Linked DNA regions of Homo sapiens: region 1 is linked to region 2. Evidence: chromatin loops called from intact Hi-C (ENCODE). Cell type or tissue: thyroid gland. All regions are shown on one strand. Links, peaks and the distances in the headings refer to the core of each region. The heading gives the core; the rest is flanking DNA. Region 1 overlaps TANGO6 (transport and golgi organization 6 homolog). Region 2 overlaps TANGO6 (transport and golgi organization 6 homolog).

The links. A loop is a pair of places that touch in the nucleus more often than their neighbours do. Peaks named below come from ENCODE experiments on the same cell type or tissue, not always from the same donor. Only the 100,000 strongest peaks of a DNase experiment are listed, where the experiment ranks them.
Region 1: a loop joins it to region 2, with 1.8 times the contacts of the local background. A loop is called at or near these places in 2 of 110 quality-filtered maps.

Annotation. Positions count from the first base shown.
Region 1 is chr16:68,919,989-68,928,325 of GRCh38, forward strand. TANGO6 (transport and golgi organization 6 homolog) reads left to right here. Exons shown (of 18, transcript NM_024562.2): 13 at 7,580-8,095. It also overlaps the pseudogene RNU7-42P. Among named protein-coding and RNA genes, the nearest start is that of TANGO6, 81 kb to the left of the region's middle. In thyroid gland, for the core only: no CTCF peak of the experiment used is centred there; no DNase peak of the experiment used is centred there.
Region 2 is chr16:68,977,506-68,985,842 of GRCh38, forward strand. The region is part of intron 15 of TANGO6 (transport and golgi organization 6 homolog); the gene reads left to right. Among named protein-coding and RNA genes, the nearest start is that of HAS3, 120 kb to the right of the region's middle. RefSeq lists an enhancer at 217-717. In thyroid gland, for the core only: no CTCF peak of the experiment used is centred there; DNase peaks (open chromatin) are centred at 1,256 and 3,346; H3K27ac peaks cover 6,864 bases.

The DNA.
Region 1 (8,337 bases), core at 250-8,249, 57 kb before region 2:
GTGAGCCGAAATCGTGCCATTGCACTCCAGCCTGGGTGACAAGAGCTAAACTCCATCTCAAAAAAAATTAAACAAACAAAACCTACATATTGCATACTTGTGTGCCACACATACTAAGCTAGGGTGCTGGGAATACAGCAGGGGACAGGGCAGACCGTCATGAAACTTGCAGTCCAGTAAGGAAGTCAGACACTAAATGACTGTTCAGAAATGTACTTAGAATTGAATGAAGGGTCTCAAAAGAGAAGTGGCGGGTACCAAGAGCACATAACATCTAACCTAGGCTGGGAAGATTTCCACTGAGGAAGTGTAAGCGTAAGCTAAGATTTGAAGGAAACTCTTCCAAGTAAGGAAAACATCACGTACAAAGGCTTAGAAGCAGCAAAGAGCTTGGTATACTTGAGACACTGATGGAAGGCTGGTGTTAGTGAATTGTAGAGACCAAGGGGAAGAGCATGCCTGCAAGGACAAAAGATAGTCAAGGGCTAGACCATGCATGTGTGTGTGACTGGCTGATTACATACCGAGTTAGGTGAGGAGTCTGCAGGAAAGCAGAATAGGCTTAGTGTGAGTCTTATGAAATCTACCCTGCAGCCAGCCTGCTCATAACCCTTAGCAATGAGTAGGATACCCTCTGGGAATGGATTTTTGAGCTTGAGGATTCAAATCTGATTCTGATTCTCGATGTATTAGAATATACCTTTCACTAGCCTGTCTAAAAGGAAAGGGAATTTTATCTGGGCCTGTTATTAGTGTGAAGCCCATTTCTTTAGATTTACTTAGCACTTCTAATTATATATTTTCCATATTGTTTTAAAAAAAAAGCTTTTGGTTCAGTTTCTAGAGCCATAGTATACCCTTGCTGTTAGAACTGTCAAGGTTTGGGAGGCCGAGGTGGGCGGATCAGGAGGTCAGGAGATCGAGACCATCCTGGCTAACACAGTGAAACTCCGTCTCTACTAAAAATACAAAAAAAAGGTGGCGGGTGCCTGTAGTCCCAGCTACTCGGGAGGCTGAGGCAGGAGAATGGCGTGAACCTGGGAGGCGGAGGTTGCAGTGGGCGGAGGTTGCAGTGAGCCGAGATCGCGCCACTGCACTCCAGCCTGGGCAACAGAGCGAGACTCTGTCTCAAAAAAAAAAAAAAAAAAAAGAACTATCAAGGAAAGTTTCACTGATGGAATCATTTTTCTTTTTTCTTTTCTTTTTTTTTTTCAGACAGAGTCTTACTCTGTCACCCAGACTGGAATGCAGTGGCACAATCTCAGCTCACTGCAGCCTCCACCTCCTGGGTTCAAGCAATTCTCCTGCCTCAGCCTCCCAAGTAGCTGGGATTACAGGCATGCACCACCACGCCCAGCTAATTTTTTGTATTTATAGTAGAGACAGGGTTTTGCCATGTTGGCCAGGCTGGTCTCGAACCCCTGACCTCAAGTGATTCACCCGCCTCGGCCTCCCAAAGTGTTACAGGCATGAGCCACCACGCTCGGCCGGAATCATTTTTCTTAAGTTGTATTCTTATTGGATTTAGTTGGCCAAATAGATTTTTGTTTTGTTTTGTTTTGTTTTTTTTTGGTTGAATATTGATTTGAATAGTCTTTTTCCACAAGGTGAGAGTGTGCTTTTTTTTTTTTTTTTTTTTTTGGCTTCTCTTTACTTCACACTTATCATTTCAAACCACATCCCAATGTAAGATAGATCACAAAAATCTCCATTTCCCTTTCTAGAAGCCCATTGTTGGAGGGCTGGCTGTGCACATTAGTTGTGTTCTAAGACAGACTCACCTGACTGATATCAAGGTTATACCTTGCAGGCCCCTGCCTTTCTGTGAGCCATCCTGACTCACTGATTACATCCGGCATTCCTCTGACTTTGCAGTTAGTTAAGTGAACATAAGCACGTCACCCCCTATACCTTTGCCCTAGATCTACTACTTTTTTTCTGTTTGAATCATGGATTTGTAAATGGCTTCTATAGTAATGCTGGATTTTCTTTCTTTGTATTAGAAAAAAATGTCATGGTTCTGAATTGTGTTTTCAGTTAATCATTGTCAGGCTAACAATATACTGTTTTTTCCTATTTCTTACTAGGATTCGTTGTTTTGGCTTATTAAAAAAGAATCTAACATCATCTGAACCTTTTTTGTTTCTAATTTATGTAATCAAAGTGATTATTAGAACATTGTGTCTGGGAAGAGGAGTTAATTTGGAAAAAGCATGTATTTAAGACTGCTGACAACAACAACAAAAACAAAATTAAAAAAAAAAAAAGGCCGGGCGCGGTGGCTTATGCCTGTAATCCTAGGACTTCGGGAGGCCAAGTCGGGTGGATCACGAGGTCAGGAGTTCAAGACCAGCCTGGCAAACATGGTGAAACCCCATCTCTACTAAAAATACAAAAATCAGCCGGGCTTGGTGGCGCGTGCCTATAATCCCAGCTACTTGGGAGGCTGAGGCAGGAGAATCGCTTGAACCCAGGAGGGGGAGGTTGCGGTGAGCGGAGACCATGCCACTGCACTCCAGCCTGGCAACAGAGCAAGACTCCATCTCAAAACAAACAAACAAAAATTTATAATTAAAAAAAAAAAGACTGCTGACAAGATAACTGTAGTTCCAGGCTCATTTTCTAAATTTCAGAGTTAGTCACCACTAAAAGTATTATACATTGGTTACTCCTCCCTGTCCCCTCAAGAAGCAGTTTCTGCATGATGTTGTATTGTCCATTGGTCTCTAAAGCACGAGGCTGAGCAGACCATTCCAGACCTTCTTTAGGAAAAACCAAAACCATGTTGTTCCAGGGAGGCAGCAGAGCTTCTGGTTAAAAGCTGGGCTCCAAATCTTGAAATCTAGATTCTACTGGGGTGGGGGCCCATTATTGGGAGAGAAAAGGTGCATCTCTTCTCTAAAGGGGAAGGGGGCTTTAGCTTGGTCTTACTCTACACTGCTTAGGTCATGTTTTTTTTTTTTTTTTTTTTTTTTTTTGAGATGGAGTTTCGCTCGTTGCCCAGGCTGGGGTGCAATGGCACGATCTCGGCTCACCGCAACCTCCGCCCGCTGGGTTCAAGCGATTCTCCTGCCTCAGCCTCCCAAGTAGCTGGGATTACGGTCATGCACCACCACGCCCGGCTCATTTTGTATTTTTTTTTTTTTTGTAGTAGAGATGGGGTTTCTCCATGTCGGTCAGGCTAGTCCCGAACTCCTGACCTCAGGTGATCTGCCCGCTTCCGCCTCCCAAAGCGCCGGGATTACAGGCATGAGCCACCGCGCCTGGCCTGCTTAGGTCATGTTTTTGATCAAAGACCATTGCTCAGACTCTTTGGCAGAAAGGTTACCAGGAGCATGGACTGTGTTTTAGGTGCTGCTGACTTACATATTAGAATCATTGCAAACGATTAGAGGCTGGGGTAGAAGTAGTGGTAAGCAAGCTAGAGGTCTATTGCAGAATGGAGGAAGGGGAGAGAGGGACGAGCCGCTGAAATCTGTTGCATGCTGGTGAGGCGAATTGGTTGAGTCAGTTCCTGTGCTACAATGCTGTCCTTTCTCTTCTTCACCGAGCCCAATTTGGGTGCTCTATAGAACTGCTTGGGAAAATTCCCATTATTTCAAGCTGTTATATAGAACTCCAAAGAGCAGACAATCCTTCTTAATTGCTGTTGCTTTCAAGCAGCCTCATTTAGAGATGTCTTACTTTCTGCCATATTTAATAAACCTGCCACAGTAGGTACTTAATTAACAGTTTTTGAATGGATGGATAAATGGAAGGAAGAAAGAATAAAAGGAAGAAAGGAAAGGTGATGTCTAATGAAGGAGGCATGATTTGTTTTGTTTTGTTTTGTTTTGTTTTGTTTTGTTTTGTTTTTTCAAAAGGGCATGAGCTCAAAAAGTTGAAAAACACTGCCCTCACCCATAGTGAGCAACCTCCAGATCTGGGCACACCCATGGGAGTGTTGTGAATGTTAGTCATGTGTTATCAGGGGCAAAGGAGAGCCATGCTTCTTGTTTTCACAGGCTTTCACTTGATTATCCTCTAGGTAATCCAGTCTTTTATCAGAATTTCCCTAGAGTGGAGAGGCATCCTTCAACTGCTTGTATGCAGGTGATCAAACTGGCTAAAAAAGCCCTTACTTGCAAACCACAGTGCCTCCAATTTTACAACTTAAAAAGAAAATGACTTTCCAGTTAACTAAGCTGACTAGTTCTCTCTAATTCTTTTGCTTTTGAGATTAAACCATCTATTTCTGGAATTGTCTTCATTGTGCTCATTTATACACATCGTTAAAGATTTTCAGAGCTTTGGCCAGGTGCCAGTGGCTCACGCCTATAATCCCAGTGCTTTGGGAGGCCGAGGCAGGAGGATCACCTGAGGTCAGGAGTTCCAGACCAGATCAGCTACTCGGGAGGCTGAGGCAGGAGAATTGCTTGAACCCAAGAGGCAGAAGTTGCAGTGAGCTGAGATCACACCATTGCACTCCAGCCTGGGCAACAAGAGTGAAACTCCCTCTCAAAAAAAAAAGGCTCCTCAGCTGGGCACGGTGGCTCATGCCTGTAATCCCAGCACTTTGGGAGGCTGAGGTGGGAAGATCACCTGAGGTCAGGAGTTCGAGACCAGCCTGGCCAAAATGGCAAAACCCCATCTCTACTAAAAATATAAAAAAATTAGCCGGGTATGGTGGCGGGCACCTGTCATCCCAGCTACTTGAAAGGCTGAGGCAGGAGGATCGCTTGAACGTGGGAGGCGGAGGATGCAGTGAGCTGAGATCATGCCATTGCACTCCAGCCTGGGTGACAAGAGCAAAATTCCGTCTCAAAAAAAAGAAAACAGAAACAAACTCCTCACATAGCTGCTGCCACCCAGTGCATTTCCCTGGACAACCCCAGGGGCTAGATGTTCAATGAGTAAATACCCCCATACAGGTTGTGGGCACCTGGTTGTCCAGCCCGAGGCCAGGGATCCCAGGTCACACCCTTGATCAGGGAGGGATCAAGGTGCTTCTGCCATGCCCAGGATTGAGAACTCTGTGGATGCAAAGAGGGGTGGGTGGGAAGCCTGGTGTGGTGGCTCACGCCTGTAATCCCAGCATTTTGGGAGGCTGAGGTGGGCGGATCACATGAGGTCAGGAGTTTGAGGCCAGCCCCGGCAACATGGCAAAACCCTGACTCTACTAAAAATACAAAAATTAGCCAGGCATGGTGGCCGCACCTGGAGTCCCAGCTACTCAAGAGGCTGAGGTGGGGGAATCGCTTGAACCTGGGAGGTGGAGGTTGCAGTGAGCCAAGATTGTGCCATTGCACTCCAGCCTGAGCAATAGAGCAAGACTCTGTCTCAAAAAAAAGAAAAAATTGCAATTCCCTAATGACTTATGACATTGAGTATGTCTTCCTATGCTTATTTGCCATCTGTATATCTTCTTTGGTAGGGTATTCTTCTTTGGTAGACCTATCTGTTAAGGTCTTTTGCCCATTTTTAAGTCAGGTTGTTCATTTTCTTATTGAGTTTAAAGAGTTCTTTGTATATTTTGGATATTAGTCCTTTTTCAGATATGTCTTTTACAAATATTTTCTCTCATTCTGTAGTTTGTCTTCTCATTCTCTTGACAGTTTCTTTTGCAGAGCAGACATTCTTAATTTTAATAAGGTCCAGGTTTTTAACTATTTCTTTCATAGATCATGCCTTTGCTGTTGTATTTAAAAGGTCATTGCTTTTAAGAGGTCATCTCAATTTTCTACTATGTTAACTTGTAGGAGTTTTATAGTTTTGTATTTGACAGTTAGGTTTATGATCCATTTCAAGTTAATTTTTGTGCAAGGTGCAAGGTCTGTGTCTAGATTCATTTTTTCACATGTGCATGCCAGTTGTTCCAGCACCATTTGTTGAAAAAACTGTCTTTTCTACTGACACTTGTTCCAATTAAAAAAAAAAAAAAGAAAAAAGAAACTGTATTTTTTTTTCCATTTAAAGCCTTTGCTCCTTTGTCAAAGTTCAGTTGACTCTATTTATCTGGGTCTATTTCTGGCCTTTCTGTTCTGTCCCATTGATCTATTTGTCTTGGCTGGTTTTTTTTTTTAGAAGAAATTGTTATATAGAAGAGAAATTAAAAAAGAGGCCAAATAGACTGTAGGTAAATTATTCTCATTTTAGATGCTTTAAAAAAGTCCATGATACAACCGAGGCACTGAATGAAGTTTAGCATAATGATAATACTAGTATAATTATTTGAAAATGTCTCGGCCGGGCACCGTGGCTCATGCCTGTAATTCCAGCACTTTGGAAGGCCAAGGTGGGCGGATCACCTGAGGTCCGGAGTTCAAGACCAGCCTGGCCAACATGGTGAAACCCCGTTTCTACTAAACTATAAAAAATTAGCCAGGCATGGTGGCGTGTGCCTGTAGTCCCAGCTACTCGGGAGGCTGAGGCAGGAGAATGGCGTGAACCCGGGAGGTGGAGGTTGCAGTGAGCCGAGATTACGCCATTGCACTCCAGCCTAGGCAGCAGAGCGAGACTCCGTTTCCAAAAAGAAAAGAAAAAAATAAAAATAAAAAGGATTTTTTTTTCTTTTTTTTGAGACAGAGTCTCGCTCTGTTGCCCAAGCTGGAGGGCAGTGGCGTGATCTCAGCTCACTGCAACCTCTGCCTCCCGGGTTTAAGCGATTCTCCTGCCTCAGCCTTCCGAGTAGCTGGGACTACAGGCACATGCCACCATGCCCAGCTGATTTTTGTATTTTTAGTAGAGGTGGGGTTTCGCCATGTTGGCCAGTAAAAAGGACTTAAGATCCTTAAGGTATTCAAATTTTCAGGGTCTCCTGAAGCCTCATCTGATAATTTCTCCAGTGTTTTCAAACAGAAAAGTATTACCATTGATTCTTACTTTTCATTGATCACACATACACCTTTTGGGTGGCAGTGGGTGAGGGGGGTGCTTTCCAGTGAAGACCAGAAAACCTGCTAGACAAATTCTAATAGAGCTGTAACACTCATGCACCTTTCTTAGTAGTAAGGCATATGACATTATTCAGACAAAGCTTCCATGGAGAATAAAATGTTATATAATTTTCACTTCCACTTTCCAGAAGAAATCCCTTTCTTCCCGTTTTCTCTGTGATCCCTTCCAGATCTATGGTGCACTTGCATACTGACTGGCCACTTTAGATCATGTAGTTAAGAACAGCCTTATCTTTTCAAGGGAGACTGCGTAGGGTATTGGGTGAGAGTGTGGGCTCTGATCCCAGTTTCTTGAGTTCACATCTTACTATCTTCCAGTCTGTGACCTTGGGCATGTTACTTAACCGTTCTGTTTCCACCTGTTTAAAATGTAGATAATAATAGTCATTATATCACAAGGATATGAATGTGTGTGTGTGTGTTTTATCTTAGAAAAGAACCTGTATATGATAAGTGTTCAATAAATGTTAGGTATGATTATTCAACAAATGGTATTCAGTGCTGGACCCAGGCAATACACTGATTACACCATGAGCAAGATTTGATCCCTGCCCTTTTTTCTCAGAATATGTTTCCTGGTGCTCAGGTCATATTGAAATTTGCTATGTTAATTTGGGTTTGACATTTTTTATTTCATTTTGTAGTTGAAGTCAAGTGATTTTGCTGTTCTGAAGCAGTTGTTGCCTCTGTTGGAGAAGGTATCCAACACATACCCTGATCCGGTCATCCAAGAACTCGCTGTTGATCTCCGCATCACCATCTCTACCCATGGAGCCTTTGCCACTGAGGCCGTCAGCATGGCTGCCCAAAGTACACTGAACAGAAAAGATCTGGAAGGGAAAATAGAAGAGCAGCAACAAACCAGTCATGAAAGACCCACTGATGTAGCTCATAGCCACCTTGAACAACAGCAGAGCCATGAGACAGCCCCCCAGACAGGCCTGCAGTCAAATGCTCCAATCATTCCTCAAGGAGTCAATGAGCCCAGCACTACTACAAGTCAGAAATCTGGAAGCGTAACCACAGAACAGCTCCAAGAGGTTCTTTTGTCAGCTTATGACCCTCAAATTCCAACACGGGCTGCTGCCCTGCGTACTCTTTCCCACTGGATAGAGCAGAGAGAAGCAAAAGCCCTTGAGATGCAAGAGAAGCTTCTCAAGGTGAGTAGAACACACTGTAAAGACACATGGGCACAGGGTGGGGCATTCATTCAACTCAAGTATTTTTGGAGCCTGGACTATGTGTCAAGTGCTGTTCTGGACCACCCTCCAGAAATTTGTGAATTTTGTGAGGAGGCAACACTTAGACACAGGAAAGATTTATTTAGACACAGGAAAGACTTAAACTCCTCAAATGAATATGAACTGAGTGCCAATTTTTTTTTTTTTTTTTTTTTTTTGAG
Region 2 (8,337 bases), core at 191-8,190:
CCATCCTGGCCAACATGGTGAAACCCTGTCTCTACTAAAAATACAAAATTAGCTGGGCGTGGTGGCACGTGCTTGTAGTCCCAGCTACTCAGGAGGCTGAGGCAGGAGAATCTCTTGAACCCGGGAGGCAGAGGTTGCAGTGAGCTGGGATTTCACCACTGCAACGCCAGCCTGGCAACAGAGCCAGATTCCGTCTCAAAAAAAAAAAGAGATGGAGTCACCCAGACTGGAGTCCAGTGGTGCCATCTTAGCTCACTGCAGCCTCTGCCTCCTGGGTTCAAGCGATTCTCCTGCCTCAGCCTCCCGAGTAGCTGGGACCACAGGCCCACACCACCACGCCCGGCTAATTTTTGTATTTTTAGTAGAGACAGGGTTTCACCATGTTGGACAGGCCGGTCTCGAACTCCTGACCTCAGGTGATCCGCCTGCCTTGGCCTCCCACAGTGCTTGAATTACAGGTGTGAGCCACTGCACCCAGCTGAGAGTGAAATTTAAAAATACATTTTTTTCTAAGAAGAAAGATGAACTTTCTATATTTGCCTTAGTTCTGAATTTGGATCTAAAACATGCCAGACAAGTACACCATTATAATAAATCATTCTCTCATAGTAGGTGTGAAGGGTGTACCACTGGGATTATCAGAGCTGAGAAGAATATAAACCATACATAGACAACATCAACGTAACATGTATTTTCTCTGGTAGACCGCTACCTTTGGGATGATAAACACTAAAAGTACATATTTCAGAGTCCCCATTGGCCAGTCCAAATCATTTCCTGGGGTGAAAGTGGAGGTGGGGATGAAAGGCTGGATAGAGTTGAGGTGAGGCCTTACTCCTCCTTACATAGTCTTATAATTAGCCCAATTTCCAAAACAGCCTTCTGGCATTTCAAAGCAAATTCCACTAATTCTCAAAGTTCCCTTCTTTCTGTAGCCTACTCTTCAGAGTGTCCAACTGTAAACATAGCCTTAGCTTTAACTGCTAGTTTCTGTTTCACATCATCAACTTGTCCTGGTGCATAGATGAAGTGGTGTGTTGAAATCCTTTGAATAACATTAAAGCCCAATTTGACAACATAGCCAATATTCTTTGTTTTCTAGTGTTGTGGAAATGCTGTGAATAGCCACTTGGTAAAGCTTCTCTAATAAGTCCCCTAGTTCCCTCAGCCTAGGCCTTGCTCTCTCCCCACCCCTACCTCTTCTCTGCAGTGGTGGGAGTTGGTGGGAGAATGCGGCCCACCCGTGGGAGCAGGGTGCAGTACACTATGTTACCTCTCCACATCATGCTAGTTCCCTAGCCACACCTACTTGTCTTCCTGCCACTAGATCATAGTGCAAAATCAGCAGGAGCTTTTTTTCTTTCCATTAAAAAAAAATTGAGGTAATACATATATACAGTAAAGTATATAAAGTATATGATTTTTTTTTTTTTTTTTGAGACAGGGTCTCGTTCTGTTGCCCAGGCTGGAATGCAGTGGTGCGATCATGGCTTACTGCATCCTTGGCCTGTCAGTCTGATCTGCCTCCCTCAGCTTCCCAAGTAGCTAGGACCACAGGTGTGCGCCACCATACCTGGCTATTTATTAAATTTTTTATAGAGATGGGGGTCTCGCTGTGTTCCCCAGGCTGATCCCGACCCCCTGGGCTCAAGTGATCCTCCCACCTCCACCTCCCAGTGTGCTGAGATTAAGGCGTAAACCACAGCACCCAGCCTGAAGTATATGAATTTTTTTTTTTTCTTGAGACGGAGTCTTGCTCTGTTATCCAGGCCGGAGTGCAGTGGTGTGATCTTGGCTCACTGCAACCTCCACTTCCCAGGTTCAAGGGATTCTCCAGCCTCAGCCTCCCGAGTAGCTGGGACTACAGGCGCGTGCCACTGCGTCCAACTAATTTTTGTATTTTTAGTAGAGATGGGGTTTCATCATGTTGGCCAGGCTGGTCGCAAGCTCCTGACCTCAGGTGATCCACCCACCTCAGCCTCCCAAAGTGCTGGGATTACAGGCGTGAGCCACTGCGCCGGGCCCAGGAATATTTTTGAAGATATTTGTTGCTAAAATGTCTTCCAGAGAAGTTGTGCCAGTTTATATTATCAATGTTTGTCTGTACCCTCAAAAGTATGATATATTCTATGTATTATCATTTTTAAAAATCTTTATCAAGAAGATATATAAAGGAATGCTATCTTGTTTTTATTTCCATTTATTCAATTGATAAGGTTAAATATTTTCCATATATTGACTAGTTAAGATTCCGTGTATGTGGAGGGTGTGCATGTGTGTGTGAGAATTACATATTCTAGTCCGTTGTTTTTTCATTAGGGTATCAATTTTGTTTTTTGACTTTTTTTTTTTTTTTTGTAGTGGAGTCTCGCTCTGTCACCCAGGCTGGAGTGCAGTGGCTCAATCTCAGCTCACTTCAACGTCCGGCTGCCAGGTTCAAACAATTCTCTGCCTCAGCCTCCTGAGTAGCTGGGACTACAGATGTGTGCCACCATGCCCGGCTAATTTTTTTTGGTATTTTTAGTAGAGACGGGGTTTCACCATGCTGGCCAGGCTGGTCTCGAACTCCTGACCTCGTGATCTGCCCGCCTCGGCCTCCCAAAGTGCTGGGATTACAGGCGTGAGCCACCACGCCCTGCCCTTGTTTTTTGATTTTTAAAAGTTTTATGTATTTAAAGATCTTGAACCATTGACATTTATATCATAAATATTTTCTTTTAGTTTTATTCATATTTTCTTTTTCATTTTGTTTTTGACACACAGAAGTTTTTAATGTCAATGAAGGTAAATCTATCTTTTACCTTATGATTTTTCTCTTATATAGAAAACAGCTTTCCCAAACCAGGATTACATGAGTATGAATCTATCTGTCTGTCATTCTCTCTCTCTCTCTCTCTCTCTCTCTATATATATATATATATATATATATATTTTTTTTTTTTTTTTTGAGATAGGGTCTTGCTATGTTGCCCAGGCTGGGCTTGAACTCCTGGGCTCAAGCAGTCCTCCTGCCTTAGCCCCATGATTAGCTGGGATTATGCACACGAGCCACTGCACCTATAGTTCCAGCTACTCAGGACTCCGAGGTGGGAGGATCTCTTGAGCCCAGGGGTTTGAGGTTGTTATGAGTAGCTGGAACTTTAGGTGCGTGCCACCACACCCAGCAAGGCTTTATATATTTTTATGTCTACTTTTCAATGTAGAAAATATTGTGGAAGGAGGCTAGGCGAGGTGGCTCACCTCAGCACTTTGGGAGGCCGAGGTGGGCGGATCACAAGATCAGGAGACCAGACCATCCTGTCTAACACCGTGAAACCCCGTCTCTGCTAAAAATACAAAATTAGCCAGGCATAGTGGCGGGCGCCTGTAGTGCCAGCTACTCGGGAAGCTGACGCAGGAGAATCTCTTGAATCTGGAGGCGGAGGTTGCAATGAGCCGAGATCACGCCACTGCACTACAGCCTGGTCAACAGAGTGAGACTCCATCTCAAAAAAAAAAGAATTGTGGAAAGATTTTGGTTCAGTCTCTTTTATTTAAGGAACAATTTAGGAGTTTTTGTACTCCTAGAAATTTAATCTTAACACGTTGTTAAATTACCAATCATTCCAAATGTTTTTCCATCTGTTTCCTCTTATGTGGTCCAATGTCAATGTTGACAATAACTTGTGGATTGTTACATGTCATTGCATTTCTTTTTTCTTTTCCTTTTTTTTTTTTTTTTTTTTTGCGGAGTCTTGCTCTGTTGCCCAGGCTGGAGTATAGTGGTGTGGTCTCAGCTCATTGCAACCTCTGCCTTCCGGGTTCAAGCAATTCTCCTGCCTCAGCCCCCTGAGTAGCTGGGATTACAGGCATGCACCACGACACCTGGCTAATTTTTGTATTTTTAGTAGAGACGGGTTTTTGCCATGTTGGCTAGGCTGGTCTCGACCTCCTGACCTCAGGTGATCCACCTGCCTCGGCCTCCAAAAATGCTGGAATTACAGGCGTGAGCCACTGCACCCAGCCATTGCATTTCTTAAAACTTCTCTTAAAATATAACATATTTTCTGTTTAGTAATATGTTCCTGATATTACTATTACTGTGCCCAAGATAATGAATTGGTCATTGGGATGTTACTTGGCAAATTGAATTAAATCAAAAGGGATTATTAAATGCATCTTTTTGGGTATTTCCTTTTGCGATTGCCTAGAGAATTAATCTGATCTGCTGTAGACCACACTCCTTTCTCACATATGCCTGATGCCTGATTTGGAATGCTCCAGAATTCAAAACGTTTTGAGCACTGACATGACACACTCAAAGGAAATGCTCATTGGAGCATTTTAGATTTTAGGATTAGGGATGCTCAACCAGTATATATTCTGCAAATACTCCAAACTCTAAAAAAATTCAAAATCTGAAAAACCCCAAAGCATTTCTGTCCCAAGTGTTTCAGATAAGAGATACTCAACCTATGTCTTCTCTTTCTTTGGCAATGTCTGGAGACACTTTTGGTTGTTAGAACTGGCTGGGGAGGGGATTATTATGGCATGTAGTAGACGCCCAGGATACTACCAGGCATCATAAAATGCACAGGATGGCCACCTACAACAAAGAAGATGTGGCTCAAAATGGCAGTAAGGCCCTTGTTGAAACACCTTGTTCTAGAACCCACGTGGGCCATTCTGTTTCTCTCAAATGTGTTAAATCCAGGGCTGCCACATATAATTATGCAGGTTGTTCACTGCTGTATAAACTCCTAGGGGCCTCATTATATGAATGGCATGCCCTGGAGTTGTATAATATACAACCTATGTAGTCATCCTGCTGGCCCTAACTAAATTCTAGCCTATCTCATACCTTTTTTTTAGACAGAGTCTCACTTTGTCGCCCAGGCTGGAGTGCAGTGGTGCAATCTTGGCTCACTGCAACCTCCTGGGTTCAAGCGATTCTCCTGCTTCAGTCTCCTGAGTAGCTGGGATTACAGGTGCCTGCCACCACGCCCCGCTAATTTTTGTATTTTTAGTAAAGACAGGGTTTCACCATGTTGGCCAGGCTGGTCTCGAACTCCTCACATCAGATGATCTACCCACCTTGGCCTCCCAAAGTGCTGGGATTACAGGCATGAGCCACCATGCCCTGGCCTTTTTTTTTTTTTTTTTTTTTTGTAGAGACAGGGGCTCACTATGTTGCCCAGGCTGGTCTCGAACTCCTGGGCTCAAGCAATCCTCCCACCTCGGCCTCCCAAAGTGTTGGGATTACAGGCATGAGCCACGGTGCCCAGTCCTCTATTTCACCTCTATTAGAACCTTCGTATATATGCCTCTTACCCTTTATTTCCTTCCTTTTAATAGACCATAAAATGAAGTATATTTTTAAATTATCCTTTGTATTTAGATAATATTTCATGTTCCTTGCTAATATTTATTTCTCCTCCAAAGGGATCAGAAGAGAAAATGAAGTGTTTTTTTTTTAAATACTTGGTTGCTCCTGAATCACTTCAGGAAGCCTCAGATTTGCAGGTCTTGTTATTTCTTTTTTTTTATTTTGATTTTTTTTAGAGACCAGTACCCAGACTGGTCTCAAACTCCTGGCCTCAAATGATCCTCCTGCCTTGGCTGCTCAAAGTACTGGAACTACAGGCGTGAGCCACCGCACTGGGCTGAAGTTACATCTTCTTTGTATGTGGCTCTCATTTGGATCCCCAGTTTGGGTCGGAAATCCTTGGTGGAAAAACAATTTATGTCCACCTCTGCCCATAGTAACACCCAAATACTCTCTGAATTCTAATTTAGTTTCCTGTTTTTGTCAATTTCTAAGTCATATAAATTCCTGGGTTATTTGGTTGCTCTTTCTAATGCTCAAAATTCTTTATCTTGAAAACACTTATTTTTTTTTTCTTAATCCTGGGGATGGGACATTAATGTAGTCCAGTTCAGAAACATTAATTGAGTAGCCACTGAGTGGTTGGGTTCTGTGACTGTAGCTGGAAACAGGAGCATGAAAAAGCAATGGTCTCTTCCTGCAAGGAGCTTATCATTTAGAGGGAGAGGTCAACTCATAGACAAATTGCATTGGTAAGAAGCCCGGCCCATGGAGGGAGAGGCCTGTATGGAGTATTGTGAGGCACAGAAGAAATGGTCATGTCTGTCCTTTTTCTTCTCCAAACCCTGCAGTTGAGTGTGGCAGTGTGCTACAAGGCTACATCCGTTCCTCATCATCATCACAGCACAACAGGTCCGTTTTTGAAAAAATAGCTTTTGTAGGGCCGGGCGCGGTGGCTCATGCCTGTAATCCCAGCACTTTGGGAGGCCGAGGCGGGCGGATCATGAGGTCAGGAGATCAAGACCATCCTGGCTAACACGGTGAAACCCCATCTCTAATAAAAATACAAAAAATTAGCCAGTCGTGTTGGCGGGTGCCTGTTGTCCCAGCTACTCGGGAGGCTGAGGCAGGAGAATGGTGTGAACCTGGGAGGCAGAGGTTGCAGTGAGCCGAGATCACGCCACTGCTCTCCAGCCTGGGCGACAGAGCAAGACTCCGTCTCAAAAAGAAAAAAAAAAAAAAAAGAAAAATAGCTTTTGTATGATAGTTTTCAGAGATTTCCATTTCACAGCACAGTCTTAAATTCAGGTGAAAAGGGAGGTTGGAAGTGTGAATAATTGGATACCAGTCTGGGAGTTTAGCATTCATGGATTTTGGCAGCAATAAACAGCAGTCAAGTGTTAGAGCTCACATATTTTTAAAGAAGAAATTTTCATCAAAACTCAGGATCAAATGAAATGCTCCCTGCTGAGTCTGCCTAGGCTGGCATCAGTGTAGTTCAATTCAACAAACATTTATATTAATATAAATGGAAATACTAATATGGCCAGAATTGAAGGTTGAAATCCAGACTAAGTAACTATTTTTCCTTTCCCGTTTCTCTTTTTCTTTCTCACATCAATTTTTTGATGGCTATAACTTATTACTGATATAATAAGGGGAAGGGAAAAGTCTATAGATTGAACTATACTTCCTACTTATATTAGACAGTTTGGATTTTTTTTTTTCAAGCTAGGATCTTGCTCTGTTGCCCAGGCTAGAGTGCAGTGGTGCCATCACTGGCTCACTAGAGCTTCCACCTCCTGGCCTCAAGCCATCATCCCACCTCAGCCTCCCGAGTAGCTAGGACTGTAGGCATGCATCACCATGCCCAGCTAATTTTTTTATTTTTTGTAGATGTGGGGTCTCACTATGTTGCCCAGGCTGTTCTCAAACTCCTGAGCTCAAGTGATCTGCCTGTGTCAGCCTCTCAAAGTGTTGGGATCACAGATGTGAACCACCACACCTGGCCCAGAAAAATATTTAAAAGTATGAAAAAGAAAATAATCACCTATAATTTCACTTTGGAGTAACTACTCTTTGTTTACATTTTGATGTATTTTCTTCAAGCTTTTTTTTTCTTTCTCAGAATTGTAATTACACTGTATGTATATATACTGCTTTTTTTTTTCTTGGTTAACATTATTTGTAAGTACTTTCCTATGTCATTAAATATTTCTTTGTTGTTGTTAGTTTTTTTTTAAATAGAAATGGTGTGTCACTATGTTGCCCAGGCTGGACTCCAACACCTGGGCTCAAGTGATCCTCCTGCCTCGGCCTCCCAAAGTGTTAGGATTACAGGCGTGAACTACCATGCCTGGCCTATTTCTTGAAAATATAATATTGACTGTGTTATAATCTAATTATGTAACTACCTGAATTTATTATACTTTTATTTAATTATCTCTGGGAACATATTGTTTAATTAGGTTGTTTCCAGTTTATTACTGATTATGACAAGTGTTCTGTTGATTATTCTTACATATAACTCCTTTTGATGATTCTTTGGTTCTTTCCTTGGGATTGGTTTCTACAAGGGAAGTTATTAGGTCAACATATACTTCTTGATATTTAGCACCGGCGGGTGCAGTGACTCATGCCTGTAATCCTAGCACTTCGAGAGGCTGAGGCAGGCAGGTCACTTGAGCCCAGGAGTTCAAGACCAGCCTGGACAACATGACGAAACCCCATCTCTACACAAAAATACAAAAATTAGCTGGGGGTGTGGTGGCAGGCACCTATGGTCCTAGCTACTCAGGAGGCTGAGGTGGGAAGATCACCTGAGCCCGGGAGGTCAAGGCTGCAGTGAGCCATGATTGTGCCACTGTACTCCAGCCTAGGTGACAGAGTGAGACCCTGTCTCAAAAAACACATTTTTTAAATTTAATTTTAAAAGATACTTAGTGCCAAGCTGTCCTCCAGAAATGTACAGTCTTTTCAGCAGTGAATTAAACTGCTAATATCTCATAGAGAAAAACTATTTCATGGCTTCA